Regions from separate parts of the Homo sapiens genome. Here region 2 is linked to region 1. The links are chromatin contacts, found by POLR2A ChIA-PET in ENCODE. All regions are on one chromosome and are shown on one strand. Each heading gives the region's core, a stretch centred on a gene start or an enhancer-like site at or near the end of the contact. The rest is flanking DNA. Distances are from core to core; before and after follow the strand shown. Region 1 holds the start of TNPO2 (transportin 2). Region 2 holds the start of APLP1 (amyloid beta precursor like protein 1).

Region 1 (4,182 bases), core at 562-3,061:
AGGAAAAAAGGCCAGGCATGGTGGCTCATGCCTGTAATACCAGCACTTGGGGAGGCCAAGGCAGGTGGATCACCTGAGGTCGGGAATTCGAGACCAGCCTGACCAACATGGAGAAACCCGGTCTCTACTAAAAATACAAAATTAGCAGGGCGTGGTAGCACATGCCTGTAATCCCAGCTACTCGCGAGGCTGAGGCAGGAGAATCACTTGAACCCGGGAGGCAGAGGTTGTGGTGAGCCGAAATTGCACCATTGCACTCCAGCCTGGGCAACAAGAGCAAAACTCCACCTCAAAATAAAAAAAAAAAAAAAAAAGGAAAAAAGGCCAGGCACGGTGGCTCACACCTGTAATCCCAGCACTTTTTGGGAGGCCAAGGCGGGCAGATCACAAGGTCAGGAGTTCAAGATCAGCCTCGCCAATATGGTGAAACCCTGTTTCTACTAAAAATACAAAAATTAGCTGGGTGTGGTGGCGGGTGCCTGTAGTCCCAGGTACTCGGGAGGCTGAGGCAGAATAGCTTGAATCCCGGAGGCGGAGGTTGCAATGAGCTGAGATCCCACCATTGCACTCCAGCCTGGGCGACAGGGCAAGACAGTGTCTCAAAAAAAAAAAAAAAAAAAAAAAAAAAAAAAAAAAAAGAAAGAAAGAAAGAAATAGGAAAACTGGGCCGGGCACAGTAATCCCAGCACTTTGGGAGGTCGAGGCAGGTGGATCACCTGAGGTCAGGAGTTCAAGACCAGCCTGGCCAACATGGCAAAACCCCATCTCTATTAAAAATGCAAAAAATTAGCCTGGCGTGGTGGCAGGCGCCTGTAATTCCAGCTACTCGGAAGGCTGAGGCAGGAGAATCGCTTGAATCCGGGGGCGGAGGTTGCAGTGAGCCGAGATTGAGCCATTGCACTTCAGCCGGGACAATGAGAGCAAGACACCATCTCAAAAAACAAAAAAACAAAAAAAGCCAGGCGCGGTGGCTCACGCCTGTAATCCCAACACTTTGGGAGGCCAAGGCAGGCAGATCATGAGGTCAAGAAATCAAGACCATCCTGGTCAACATTGTGAAACCCCATCTCTATTAAAAAAAATTAGCCGGGCGTGGTGGCGCATGCCTGTAATCCCAGCTACTCGGGAGGCTGAGGCAGGAGAATCGCTTGAACCCGGGAGGCGGAGGTTACAATGAGCTGAGATCGCGCCACTGCACTTCAGCCTTGTAACAGAGCGAGACTCCGTCTCAAAAACAAAACAAAACAAAACAAAGAAATAGAAAAACAAAAACAACAAAACAACAAAAACCCAAAACCTTGTCCTGATTCAACACTCAAATTCACCAGCTGGAGAGGAAGAAAAAATTCCGTGACCACACAAGGGCCAACAATGTGGACCACACATGCAGCAGGGGCTACTTTGTTCTGCCCCAAGGCTTGCGGAGGGCCGCTGAAAATTTGCCATATTATATGAAGGGGGTGAACCTTAACAAATTGTCTCCTGCATCCCAAACTCGCTCCCCATCTGATCTTTATCTGGGGCAGCCCCCAAATTTGACCAGAAAGCTCTTATCGTTCACACTCGCTCCAGGAACCCCCAAATCCAGCCCCAGCTCCCCAGTCTCACTCTTCTGCTCCCCATGCACCTCGGTTGGTCTAGAGACCCTCCTGCCAATTTGAGTCTCAGCCAAAACCCCAAAGCGCGGCGACCCTGGCGCATGGCAGGACGGGATTTGTAGTTCCAGGGCTTATCGGAGGGTGGGGGAGAGGGAGGCCTTTACGCATGCCTTGGTGGCGGCTTTCTGCACGTGTTTCTCAGCCCAGGTTTCAGTCCAGCGGAACTGGCTACCTCGGAATCCCAACTGCTCCTTTAGGGTGTCTTCCGCGATTCTCCGAGTGGAGTTAGGCGCCTGCCGACACTTCCCTAACCTTGGAGGCCCGGGACTTGATTTTCATGAATGAACGGAGCCGGGACTGACTTTGCCTACGGCAAGTGGGTTGAGATAGCTGTTCCCCTCCTTCAGGCAGGGGCAAAAATTGACCTCTGCCTCTCTCGAGGGTCAAAAAGTTCCTCAGGGCAGGGTGGGTTGTTCTTTGGGATTAGAGCTGGTGAATTCATTAAATATCGGCTTAGGGAGGGGCTGAATACAGTAAAAGAACAGCCTTGAGCCTTGGAGGGTAAAGCCACGTTTTTAAGGAACAATTCAGAGCTGGCCAGGTCATGCTTAACTTGGATGATCTCTAATCGCGCGAACTGCTCTTATACCCATTTGACAAGTGGGGAAACTGAGGCTTCAAGTGGCAGGAGGTCTCCCACTTTGTTATCGGCAGGGCAGGGAGGGGAAACCAAGACGCTACAGGGTCTCCAGCTTTTTACCATCTGCTCCTCTCTCAAGAGAAGGAAAAACGGTGCCCTACTGTCTTCAGACGTCGCAAGGATCAAGAAGATTTCTTTCTTCATGACCCTGCCCTTGCCAGAATTTCCTGCGCTGTTCCACCTCATTCAACTTCAGGTAGGGAAAGGGATTAGGCGTGGTTCAAAGTTTATTTTATTAGTTCATTTCGTTTTATTCAAAAATTTATATCCTTGTGGCTTTTTCATCTCCTTGTAAAAACTATCAAACAGTACTGGAAAATAATGCAAAAAGTGGCAGAGGCTTCTGTAGGAACCCGGCTTGTCTCAGGCACTTACTTTGTCCTGCTTTCTTTCCTTTGTCTCTGGGGTATAAAGAGCACGCTCAGCTCTTTCCTTGCGCACACACAGCGTACTCCTCCCAAGTACCTCTGGATGGGGGAAGGGAGGCACATTTCAATTTTTAGTGGAGGAAGGTGACAAGGAGGGTGCTGGCTCTGGCCGAGGGGTTCCTGGATCCATCACACACAAAGTCCCCACGCGCTACCAAACTCCTGGCTCCAGCTAAAGAGCTTGCGGTCAGGTCAGTGAAAGATGCTGGGAAAACGAGACACTGGGAGGACCGGCTGGCTAGAGAGGCCAAAGAAACGGCAACTCTTTGGTCACGTGACCGGACCTTGTCTCAGCCCGGGTTTCCCAAGTGCCAGGGCACGTGTGAAGGTTGAACCTTCCGATTGGCTCGGCGGGACCAGTTTGAACGGAGTACGGGAGCCGCGGCGGCTCACCTACGGCCGCGTTTTTCTTTTTTTTTTTTCTTTCTTTCTTTTTTTTTTTTTTTTTTTTTTTTAATTCTCTCTCTTTGGCTCCCTCCTTCCGCGCGAGTCTCTGGAGAAGCCGCAGCGCGAGTTGCCGCCGCTGCTGCCCGGGGCCGGGTAAGTGGGCCTCACTCAGAGCCCGACCCTCTTGGCCCCGGCTTGCGTCGACCCCCGCCGGGCACCGAGCCTGCGCCGCGCGCGGCCCGGGCGTCGGGGCCGCGCCCGACCGGGAAAGGCCGGGAAGCCGGTTGGGCCCGATCCTCCTGGCAGCTAGAACGGGCCGGGCGGGGGAGGGGGGAACCGAGCAGAGCTTAGGGGGTGGGGCCTCGGAGCCAGGCCATGTCGGGGCTCCTCAAGAAGAGGGCCAGTGGGACTGCTGGGGTCGGGCTGGAGGGGATCTGATTGGGGGAAGCGTCTGGGGACTGCTTGGGGCCTGATTGGGGGACGTCGCGAGGATCGGGTGTGTGTAGGGGCCTGTTTCGGTGGGGCTTGGTTGGGTCTGATTGGGGGAGGCCGCACTGAAAAGTTGAGCGGGGTGGGGGGAGGGGAGCTCGTTGGGTCCTGACAGGGAGGGGCGTCAGACTTCGGCCTAGAGGGTTTTCTTGGATCTGACTTCGAGGCGTTGCTGGGATCCGTTGAGGGGAATGCCCCGGGGGGTGTTTACCCAGGCCGAACTGGGGGAGGCTGCAAGGATCGGACCAGGGGGTTACTGACACGAGGTGGTGGGGGGCTCGGCCGAACTTGACTGGGAGAGGCAACAGAGATCCGTCAGCAGGGGTTACTGCTGACAGGGTCGGAGGGAATTTCAGGGAGAGGCTTGGCCAGACCTGATTGGGGAAGGCGACTGGGATCGGTCCAGGGGGCTCCTATAGTGGGTTGGCCGGGCTTGGCTGGCTCTCATTCGAAGAGGCAGCAGAGACCTACCTGGGGACTGCTTTGGGCCTGATTAAGGGGAATCCTTAGAATTTGGCTAGGCCACAGAGGGGGATATCTGGCATCCACTGAGCTTGAAGGGCAGGAACAGGGGACAGGA
Region 2 (3,978 bases), core at 101-2,600, about 23 Mb before region 1:
TTGGCCACGCCCCCCAGCCTCCACGCCTTAGATCGCGCAGCACCCTGGACCACGCCTTTTTCAAGTCTAGCTTTCTATGGGCGGCCCCGCCTCTCCCGTTCGGCCCCGCCCACCTGTCTGCAGTACTCCAGCACGCGCTGCGGGTCCCGGAGACAGCGTCGAGAGCGCTGTGGGTCTGGTTCCCAGCGGCCGGTGCGCAGGTCCCGGTGAAGGGTTAGGCGCCCGCATAGTCCAGCCACCTGGGCCGACCCCGGGGCCTGGATGGAAGTGGAAAGGACAGTGAGGGCTCGGGGGGCGTTGGCATGAGGGTCCCCTGGTTCTTTGCTCCCTAGGACCGAGACCCCCAGCACCAGCCCCCTCCCCCAAGCACCGCACACCGCCTCCATGGAGGCACCGTTCCCTGGGAAACAGCTCCCGTAGGGCGGGGGCGCCCCAGCGCTCCCGTTGCTATGGCGACCTGGGTCCCCCGGGATTCTTTCTGCCTTGTTGCCGCGGAGACAGACTCCGCCCCCACCCCAGCGCAGCCGCTCTGGAGCCCGAAGGGGTTAAACCTGAATCGCGGAGGAGGAGGCCAGAACCCAGGAGTTCTGGCCCCTCCTCCCTCCATCCCTTGCTCAGGCTCCCGTTGCAGGATGCAAAGCTGACAAGGCCTGGCTTCAGGGGCCTACAGTCCTGGACACCAGGTCCTTGAGGACTGGAGAGCTACATCTGGTTGGGGTGGGTGGTGACTGAAGGACTGGACTCCTGGGTCCTGGGAGGCTGCAAGGGCCTCCATATGGGTCCAGAGAATACAAGGGGTCTGGATTATTGGATCTAAATGCCTCGCTGCTTGGTGGGTCCTATGTCCAGGCGGGAGGGGGTTGGGGCCGAGTCACCTGGGTCTGGAGAGGGGGCTGGACTTCTGGGACCAGGGGCTCTGAATAGACCAGTTCCTATGCTCGAGATGGGAGGGGGCTGGGACGTCGCATGATGGGGGAGCTGGGGCCTGGAACCCTGGGTTCATAAATGTGATTGGGGGCGCCTGGGGGCTGACCACCTGGCTGGAAAGACCGCGCTTTCTGCCCTGGACATGTCCGCGCCGGCGTCCAGAGACCCGGTCCCGCCCCTTCCCCCATCCCCCAGGACCCGGCCCGGCCTCACCTCGGCCGCGCCGGGGCTCCCACCGGCCAGGCTCCCGATGGCGGGCTGCGCGCGCAGAAGCAGCAGCAATAGTGGCAGCAGCAGCGGCAGCGGCGGCTGGCCCGGGCGGCGACTTAGACCGCGAGCAGCGGGGCTGGCGGGCCCCATGTCCCGGCCCTTGCGCCCTCACGTCCCCTGCACTCCCGCCCGGCCCGGCCCCAGCGGTGACAGGAGCTCCCAGCGCCACCGCCGCCACCTCCTCCTCCCGCCGCCCCCGGGCTGCGCCGGCGCCGCCAGCCCCGCCCCGCGCCGGCCCCGCCTTCCTGGTCAGGACAATAGCGTGGCGGCTTCGCGCAGAGTGGAGCAGCTCGGGAACCCCGGGCGGGAGCCTGCGCCAGGCCCCCGCCCCTCGAGATTCCAGGCGTCCCGCCCCATGAAGGGCCCAGCCAGGAGTCCGGCTATGGGCTCCGCCCGTTGTGGATTTTGAGTCCTCCCGCAGGACTCTCACCCTCTTTAGACCCAGACACTCACAGTTTTGTCCTTTTCCAAGGATGCAAGCATCAGAGACCCCCATCCCCTAGTACATTCCTCTGTTGAGGGCTCAGGAATACAGGCCTCCAAAATGTCCCCAGTCAAGAAGGCAGCAGTTGAGACCTAGTCCCTTCCTCTTTCAGATCCAGAAGTCTGGGCACCTTCTCTCTCAGGACCAGAGACCAAGCCCCCAGCCCATTCTCCTTCAGACCCAGGAGTTCACTCTTCTTGCTCTGCTTCCCAAGGGTCCCAGGGGCCTGGACCTTTAACTCCTAGCTCAAGGATCCATGAACCAAAGCCCCCAGGACCTTTCTTTAAGGATCATCCAAGCAGGCACCAGCACCATGCCCACTGTGGATGCAGCACCTCAGGATTAGGGTCTGGATCTCCACGCTTGCTGTAAGGACCAGGGGATTGCCATTTTCCTACCCATAGTCTCCCCTTCCCTGCTCCACTTCAGGGCTCACTTGTTTGTCTCCTCTAATGAGAGTTAGAATTCAGTCTTCCCCAGGACCCCTGGGGCAGCCCTGTCACTTGTGTGCAACTGTGTGGACATCTATGCGTGTGTCTGTGCATACATGCCTATGTGTGTGTCTTTTCTGTTTGCAACTCATGTGTGTGTGTGCGTGTGTGTGTGTGTGTGTGTGTGTGTGAAGATGTATATTAAAAGAGCCCATGGCTGGGCACAGTGGCTCATGCCTGTAATCCCAGCACATTGGGAGGCCTAGGTGGGCGGATCACTTGAGGTCAGGAGTTTGAGACCAGCCTGGCCAACATGGTGAAACCCTGTCTACAAACAAATACAAAAATTAGCTGGGTGTGGTGGCATGCACCTGTAGTCCCAGCTACTTGGGAGGCTGAGGTGGAAGGATGGCTTGAGCCCAGGATGCAGAGGTAGCAGTGGGCTGAGATCATGCCACTGCACTCCAATGTGGGCCATAGAGCCAGATCTTGTCTCAAGAAAAAAAAAAAAAGAGCCTAGAGTGCTTTGCAGGTAGCAAGAGGCTGAGAGGTGGCTCACAGTTTTACTCCTACAGCCACCTCATAGGCTAGGGTAGAGGAGGGACCTTGGGACAGGTCTAAGGGACCCCTTCCTTGGTGGAGAGTGATAATGCCAGTAGACTCCCTAAGACACACTTGCCTCTTTGACTTTTTTTTATTATTAAACATAAATATTTTTATCCCAATATTTTGCCCCAACAGTGGTAATTCTCACTGTATCCCCACTCCTTGGGTCCAAGTCTTTCTGAGTCTTTAAGGAAAGTAAAATCAAGATGGTGGCCATCTTGGGTTCCTAGGGAGTATATGGCCATCTTGGCTGCATTTCCATTGGCCGAGCAAAGTTCCCCTCAGGGAGAGCCAGGGTGGGGCCTGGTATGCTCTTCATCTTCATCTATCCTATGCTACCTTTCCTCTCAATGCAGATGGTCATCTTGAAATATCTTCTTTCAGTGGCTAGAAACAACTTCCATCCCGGCCCCAAACTCCCAACACCCACTGCCCTGTCCCCATCTCTCCTCAAAGGGCCTACCTGCCATCTTGAATCTCTTTTACACCGGGGAATAGGTGGGCATATTGGGTGGCCATGTTGCTCCCACTTGGGGCATCTCCTTTGGCTGAGCTGACTGTATACAAATGCTCCTGACAAATGTAATGATCTTTCCCTCCCCTTGTGTTCAGTTTTGGAGGAGTAAGGTCGCCAACTTGTCCTGGCTCCTCAGAAATCAGAACAATCCATTATGGCAAGTTGGAGATCCCAGGACTCTTCCATTGGAAAGATGTCACACGTGAGTCTGGAGACGCGGGTGGCTAGGTGTGGGGAAGGCAGCATATGGGAAGGGGGGAGTCCCGGGGGCCAGATCTGGGGGCCCAAAGGATGTGGGTTTGATGTAGCTGGTGAAAGCTCGAGGGTGGGGTGTGGTGAGATAGCCTGCCCTGGCTCTGTAAAGTCTGCAGGGGGGGACCATGCCCAGGTGTGGGTTGAAGTCATAGAAGGTAGGGGTCCCTGGGGGCCCAAGGGGGGAGGGTGGTGGCAGGAAGAGACCTCCTCCAGGGGCTTCGCCAAGGCTCAGGCTCACACTGACTCCTCGGACCTTGTAGTAACCGTTGGTTGGGTCCTGAGGGGACAAATGGGACTCAGTAAAGTCTGTGAGCGTGCAGGGGGGATGAGGGTCACTGATGGAGAGACACACTGAAATAGACCAGACCTTGAGAGAGACAAAAAGAGACAGGAGTGGGCAGAGACACAGAGACACACATGGACTGGGAGAGAGAGAAAGTGAGACAGAGGAACAGTGATAAGAGGCAAATGGATAGGACATAGGCAGA

Evidence for each region. ChIA-PET counts read pairs that join two places held with the same protein, here RNA polymerase II (POLR2A).
Region 2: POLR2A ChIA-PET joins it to region 1 with 10 read pairs in activated CD4-positive, alpha-beta T cell. The contact joins the promoter of APLP1 here to the promoter of TNPO2 in region 1. POLR2A ChIA-PET finds 5 or more read pairs at or near these places in 2 of 52 experiments (activated CD4-positive, alpha-beta T cell and activated T-cell).

What each region holds. Positions count from the first base shown.
Region 1 is chr19:12,721,561-12,725,742 of GRCh38, reverse strand. TNPO2 (transportin 2) reads left to right here and starts at 1,811. Exons shown (of 26, transcript NM_001382241.1): 1 at 1,811-1,974; 2 at 2,378-2,494. RefSeq lists enhancers at 1,424-2,040, 2,041-2,659, 2,712-2,861, 2,660-3,277, 3,278-3,896 and a silencer at 3,362-3,451.
Region 2 is chr19:35,865,946-35,869,923 of GRCh38, reverse strand. It overlaps APLP1 (amyloid beta precursor like protein 1), which reads right to left and starts at 1,350. Exons shown (of 17, transcript NM_001024807.3): 1 at 1,141-1,350; 2 at 114-257. The coding sequence starts at 1,287. LOC107985317 (a long non-coding RNA gene) reads left to right here and starts at 567. Exons shown (of 4, transcript XR_001753932.2): 1 at 567-832; 2 at 1,794-2,049; 3 at 3,331-3,437. KIRREL2 (kirre like nephrin family adhesion molecule 2) reads right to left here. Exons shown (of 15, transcript NM_199180.4): 15 at 2,788-3,767. The coding sequence ends at 3,432. RefSeq lists silencers at 1,110-1,179, 1,270-1,529.